Linked DNA regions of Homo sapiens: region 2 is linked to region 1. The links are chromatin contacts, found by Hi-C or POLR2A ChIA-PET in ENCODE. All regions are on one chromosome and are shown on one strand. The core of a region is the stretch at or near the end of the contact, and the rest is flanking DNA. Distances in the headings are between cores, read along the strand shown.

The links. Hi-C counts contacts between places; a loop is a spot of excess contacts on that map. ChIA-PET counts read pairs that join two places held with the same protein, here RNA polymerase II (POLR2A). Pooled maps may share reads with other maps.
Region 2: a loop to region 1 is called in a pooled map, with 2.6 times the contacts of the local background. The contact joins two enhancer-like sites. A Hi-C loop is called at or near these places in 1 of 37 single-sample maps with no recorded cell type and 2 of 50 pooled maps. POLR2A ChIA-PET finds 5 or more read pairs at or near these places in 1 of 52 experiments (T-cell).

What each region holds. Positions count from the first base shown.
Region 1 is chr13:98,474,823-98,478,171 of GRCh38, forward strand. STK24 (serine/threonine kinase 24) reads right to left here. Exons shown (of 11, transcript NM_001032296.4): 4 at 428-536; 5 at 1-156. Among named protein-coding and RNA genes, the nearest start is that of FARP1-AS1, 41 kb to the left of the region's middle. RefSeq lists enhancers at 1,336-2,535, 1,577-1,676, 1,687-1,836, 1,987-2,206, 2,413-2,707. Within about 2 kb of position 1,474, at least 31 of the 41 ENCODE cell types and tissues checked have a DNase peak (open chromatin) inside an H3K27ac peak, as active enhancers do.
Region 2 is chr13:99,044,710-99,048,058 of GRCh38, forward strand. It overlaps a transcript of DOCK9 not described here. Among named protein-coding and RNA genes, the nearest start is that of DOCK9-DT, 40 kb to the right of the region's middle. Within about 2 kb of position 1,687, at least 24 of the 41 ENCODE cell types and tissues checked have a DNase peak (open chromatin) inside an H3K27ac peak, as active enhancers do.

The DNA.
Region 1 (3,349 bases), core at 224-2,723:
TCGAGTCATAGGCCGACTGTTTGATGACCTCGGGTGCCATCCAGAATGGGGTGCCCACGAAGGTGTTCCTTTTGATCTGGGTGTCTGTCAGCTGGCCAGCCACGCCAAAGTCCGCCAGCTTCACCTCGCCATGCTCAGACAGCAGGACGTTGGCCGCTGCAAAAGAAAGCCAAGGCGGCCCTGGGCGGTGCGGACTTACAACTCCGTGCACTGCCACAAGCGCGTCTTCTCCCTGGCTGGGTGGCGAACCCACCGAGCACAGGCACCGGGGCTACACTTTTTGTCAGACCCCCTCAAAGCCAGCCCAGCCCAGGCAAGGCAAACGTGCAGGACAAATGGGCGCCAGCACCTTCCCTTGAGAAGTCTTCAGGGCAACCCCACCACCACCTTCAGTATTTCAAAGGAATGAAAACGGATGTCCTCTTACCTTTAATGTCTCTGTGGATTTTCTTCTCCGAATGGAGATAATCGAGTCCTTTCAGTATTTCTCTTAATATAGTAGCGATCTGGGTTTCATCTAATGGGCCAGGTTCTAACTAAGAAGAGAAAAAAATTCTTAAAGTTACTTAAATGATTATCTTATGAAAAGTTTGAGATAAAACAGAAACACTATCCATGTTAATGGACAAGGGTAATTAAAACCTGAAATCTTCTTCACTTAAAACACATGATTTTGCCCTAACAATTACAGTCCACTGAGGGACCCTTAAAAAAACAAAGGGCCCGAGAAAATGGCTTTGCTCAATGAAGCCAAGCCAGCAGAGAAGCAAAGAGGAGCCAATGAGGAAGCCCGCAGCCCCGCCTGCGCCTGCAGCTGACCACAGGGCGACCCCCTGGCCATGGCAGGGGCGGGGCGCAGGCTGAGCCAATGAGGAAGCCCACGACCCGGCCTGCGCCTGCAGCTGACCTCAGGGTGCCCCTCTGGCCATGGCAGGGGCGGGGTACAGGCTGGGGATTTCACTCCAGGAAACGAACAGCCAAGAGACAGAGCAGCCAGGATCTGTCCTAACATATGTGGTTCCCTTACCAGAAGGCTCACCCCTGGTACCCAAAAACACCCAGGAAAGAAGGCCTAGGAGCCAGGCGCCTCTGAGGATATCCTTGTATTAGAATTTTTTAAATCTGCAGTTAAAGCTCCCCAACTTGGGGGAATGCAGCTGAAAGAGCTTAAATCCTAATAGTTTGGGATTTGTTATATAATAGATATTATATAATAATAATAACTATTATATTATCCCTAAGATAATAATTACCTCTGAAAGCTTTTATTCTCAGAAACTCAAAATAATTGTTCCTATTGACTCCTTTATATCCACAACTATATCAGATGAAAGGAAGAAATGTCAGGTATCCACATCTCCATTTAAAAGGAAAGGAAAACCAGGCTAACAAAGGCTCACTTCAAACCAGACGGGAAGCCCCCCCCCGCCCCCTGCAGAGTGGGGCAGTCAGTCACAAACAGTAATTCCACAGATGACAGCAGCAAAGCCACCAGTGCTCCCCGGAACCACAGAAACGGAGCCAGACAGAGGGCAGATGTCTAATCGATGCAGGTAGGGTTCCCCCAAATCATGGTCCCCCATTCTTGGTTTTCAGACTTGACAGTGAATGTCTTCACAGCCCACACCCACACATTTTAGCCAACAGGAAGATACAATCTGGGGCCTTTCACTTAGTTTTAAAAAGATAAGAAATGTGCTTTAAGCCAAAGGGGATGAAAACTAGGGCGCTCCTCCACAGGAAGCATCCGACTCAGGCGTGCACATCTCTGGGACAGAGCCCGACAGTCCTTGCGTGCCTCAGCTCCTTCACATCCTGTTCCACATCCGGAAGTACTTGTGGGGTGCAGTGTGGGGGCAACCGAGACAGCCCTTGTCACCGAAACCACAGCCTGACTCATACCTGGCCCTGCTTTCCGGCCCATGGGTGAGCTGTGCTGCCTTGGCTCGCAGGCCTGCCCTGGTCTACACAGCAATCCCAGGGTCAGGGCCACTCTCAGAGGTGGCCTCTCCTCACACACTGGCCTCGCTGGGACTCTGGCCTGCCTGGCAGCAGACACACCTGGAATCCAGCCACCCCTGGCCTTCTCCACCCAGGACCCAGGTGCAGAGAATGCACTTGTCGCTTTTAGTTTGACCGCACACATATGCTCAGAGAAGGTCAAAATGCCCATCTCCATCGCCTGCCAGAAATTGTCCCAAATTCCAATTAAGATATTGTCCAAAAGTTACCTCAGACTAAGGCATTACGCCACAGACTCTGTTCCCCAGAAAGTAGTTTTTTCCCAGTTACCTGAACAAAAGTCTTATTTATAAGAAATGCATATCAAAACTACTATTCTAAAGAACACAATCAGGAAAACTATGCCTTAAGTCAGCTTTCTCCACATCTATTTTTCAGTGTTCATAGAATGTAGAAATTTTAATTTTCAAAATGAGGAACACAGACTTTTCTCATCACCTGGGTGGACAGTGGGGAGGAGGATAGAGATGCCGGAGTGTTTGCTTTTGTTCATAATGCTGGAGTGCAGGAGAATCCAGTCGACCAAAGATCAAAGTCATGTTAGAGGCCAGGCGCGGTGGCTCATGCCTGTAATCCCAGCACTTTGGGAGGCCGAGGCGGGTGGATCACCTTGAGGTCGGGAGTTCGAGACCAGCCTGGCCAACATGGTGAAACCCCATCTCTACTAAAAACACAGAAAAATTAGCCGGGCATGATGGCACATGCTTGTAATCCCAGCTACTTGGGAGGCTGAGGCAGGAGAATCGCTTGAACCCAGGAGGCAGAGGTTGCAATGAGCCAAGATCGCACCATTGCACTCCAGCCTGGGTGACAGAGCAAGATTCCGTCTCAAAAAAAAAAAAAAAAAGTCACATTAGAGTCGGGTCCCATCTCCCATCTCCTCCTTCACCAAGTCTGTGCCCAAGCCGACGATCAATACCTGTGGTTAGATCTGGACTTAACCACCTCCCTTCCATTACCAAGTCTCCCAAAAGCAACGGCAGAGCGGCCTGCTGTCATTCCCAAAGGGCGCTAAGAGGAAGAGGTGAGGAACACTCATGGAAAATCCTCCCCTGGATAATTAAGGGCTGGCTCTGTGATGACTGTCTGCATGGTTCTGCCCTTTTAAATCTGCCCTGAACACCATCCATCATTGACTTATATGCCCATGGGGAACGAGGAGGAAGGGGAGAAAAAGAGATAAAACTCTCCTTACTTGGGGGGAAATCCTTTCTGCGTCAAAATTCACTATAAAGGGTATTCGGCTGCTGTCTACCCCCCAGAGTGCCTCATGAGCAGCTCGGACCAGGCCAAGCTCTCCAAGTCAGCAGCTGGTGTTCGCCATTGC
Region 2 (3,349 bases), core at 437-2,936, 570 kb after region 1:
GCTCCCTTATTAACAATGTGTTGAAGACAAGAGCAATCATTCTCCCCAAACTATAATACAGTGCTTAAAGCCGTAAGTAAAAGAAAAACCAAAAGGACTGTCACCTGACTGTACAGCCAGGTTCTTCCATCACATGCACAAGCTCCTCCATGCCTTCCTACCCGTGTTTCTCAGGAGCAGGACAGGATTTTACCATACTGAGAGCAGAGGGGAACTCCCACCACAATTCCAGCCCATAGACATATTCACCCACAAACCATTCAGTGGTACCCAAGTCGACAGACCTTCTTCAAGAGATGTCTCACTAAGAGGATGTGGTGGAAAGGGAATCCCTGCATGCTGTTTGTGGGACTGTAAATTAGTGAAGCCACTGTGGAAAACAGTATGGGGGTTCCTTAAAAGATTAAAAATAGGACTAGCATATGATCCAGCAATCCTACTACCGGGTACTTGCCCAAAGAAAATGAAATCGCTGTGTCAAAGCGATATCTGCACTCCCATGTTCATGGCCGCACTATTCACAACAGCTAAGATATGGAATCAACCTAAGTGGCCATCAGTGGATAAATGGATAAATAAAATATGGTGTATACCGTATATACACAATGAAATATCATTCAGGCGCAAAAGAGAAAGAAATCGTCTGCAACAACATGAACATAGAGGACATCATGTTAAATGAAGTAAGCCAGGCAAAGAAAGGCTAATACTACATGACCTCACTTAGATGTAGACTCTAAAAAAGTCAAACTTACAGAAGTAGAGAGTAGAATGGTGGTTACCAGGGGCTGGGGGTGGGGTTTGGAGAGATGTTGGTAAAAAGATACAAAATTTCAGTTAGCTAGGGGGAATACAGTATAAACATGGTGACTACAGTAAATAAATAGCTGAGAGTAGAACTGAGTTCTCACCACAGAAAATGTTAAGTATGTGAAGTATTGCATGTTACTTAGCTTGATTGAACCATTCCAATTTTAAAACATCATGTTGTATACCCTAAATATACGGAATTTTTGTCAAAAAATGCATATATAAAAAGAGATGCCTCACCAGCTTAATCATCTTTTTAAAAACAAAACAAAACAAAACAAAAAAAACAGCAGCCGGGTGCGGTGGCTCACACCTGTAATCCCAGCACTTTGAGAGGCTGAGGCGGGCGGATCATGAGGTCAGGAGATTGAGACTATTCTGGCTAACACGGTGAATCCCCATCTCTACTAAAAATACAAAAAAAAAAAAAAATTAGCCGGGTTTGATGGCACGTGCCTGTAGTCCCAGCTACTCAGGAGACTGAGGCAGGAGAATGGCGTGAACCCGGGAGGCGGAGCTTACAGTAAGCTGAGATTGTGCCACTGCACTCCAGCCTGGGTGACAGAGTGAGACTCAGTCTCAAAAAAAAAAAAAAACCAGCATCACTGTGTCTAGAATTCACAAGACAACCAGGAAATATCTTAAGCAACGACAGAAAAGGCAGAAATGTATGTCCCAACACTGAGCCCAGGCTCAGCACGGGGCAGAACAAGCCGAGCGACCTCCCACCTGGCATATCTTCACTTGGAAGGTGGGACGCACACCAACAGGTTTTGCTGGAATGATGCCCTCCTGCTTTGAGTAGGAGGATCCTTAACTCCAGGGCCATAACACATTGCACAACCAAGGGCTTGGCCTGGGCTTTGCCACTCACCCATGAGATTAACAGAGGAAGTAGTTTGTTGGTTTTGAGGTTTTCAAAAGGAGGAAGGATTTTGCGCCCAGTATGCTAACCTCCTTAGCTGCGCTCCGGAAAACAGCACTTAAAGGGTTGCCCAACTTGTGGGACTTGTCTCGACAGTAAACACCTCATAGAACATGCCTGGTTATGAGGGGGCACACCTGACAGGAAAGTCCAGGACTCACAGATGAGGGGCCTTGAAGAGCCACTGTGAATCACTGCTGTGTTATCACATACTGTGTGTAAGTGCATGGGTGTAAAATAAACACACACAGCCTGGAAACCTGTTTTATTCAGAGTATAAGCTCAGATGTCAACATCTTTCTCTGCCTAGATCTATCACTTACTTTACTTTCATTCTTACATCTAACTCCTGACCTCTTAATCCTCCTGAAGACATCACCAGAAATGTCTCATACTTCATGCCTGCGTTTAAGGTACAAAGTGTAGCTTTGGATAGGTTTTTAAAAGGTTCCTGTTTAGGTTATGCTCCAAAGGAAAGCCCATCTTGACACTTCCTCTCCCATAAGGATGAGCGTGAAGAGAGCCAAAGTTGGACGAGTCCAGGTTTAATCTCCTATCTCTGATGATTAAAAGACAAAATATTTATTTAAAACACGGCCAAACAGCCACTGACATCTGTGCAATTTTTGGTGGCTATGTTGGACTATTCATGGGGGTCAAATAAATAAAAATGGCCAAGCCTATGAGTAAACTTTTCCTCATGGTAAAGTTTCCCAAGATAATGTGCTAATTGAAATACACGCCAGCTGACCCTAGAAGTAGGGCCTATTTAGAAAATTTTAAAAGTACATATTTTTTATTTCCTCAGAAACACAGCCTTTTCTGTGTATAGATTCAGGCTCTCTCTGGATGGGGCAGAGAACCACAGGCTGAGGAGTATCAGCTGCCATCGCAGCACATAAGCACGTCTGTTACCATCAGGGTCCCCAGGTTAGAATAAGGAAATTGTCTTTCTACTTTTAAACATTCTGGGGCCTAAGAACATCTTCTTAGTCTCATTTATTTTCACTCCTTAGGTGTTGTCTGAAAATAATGAAAGTCAAACTTTTTCTGAGAATCAGTGGTTCTAATCCTTTTTTTTTTTTTTTTTTTGAGACGGAGTCTCGCCCAGTCGCCTAGGCTGGAGTGCAGTGGTGCCATCCTGGCTCTCTGTAACCTCTGCCTCCCACCTTCAAGCCATTCTCCTGCCTCAGCCTCCTGAGTAGCTGGGACTACAGGTGCACACCACTATGCCCAGCTAATTTTTTTTTTAATTTTTAGTAGAGACGGGGTTTCACCATGTTAGCCAGGCCGGTCTTGAACTCCTGACTTCAGGCGATCCACCCACCTCGGCCTCCCAAAGTGCTGGGATTACAGGCAGGAGCTACTGCGCCTGGCCCTAATCTTGAAGCATCAGCCTCAAGCAACCACCTTTCCAGGAAAGTGTCCCTGGATACAAACTCAATGTATTGTTCTCCCTCCCTTTCACTGGCCTTTTACAACTCAATTCCTGCCCTCCTGTATAATACCCAACAGCAGAGCTCCTAGGAGTCAAATCCTGGGCTCTGACACAAAGTTTCACCCTGGGCAGGCCTCCAGTTTGGGGGCAGCACCAGGGACCTCAATGTCAGCAAA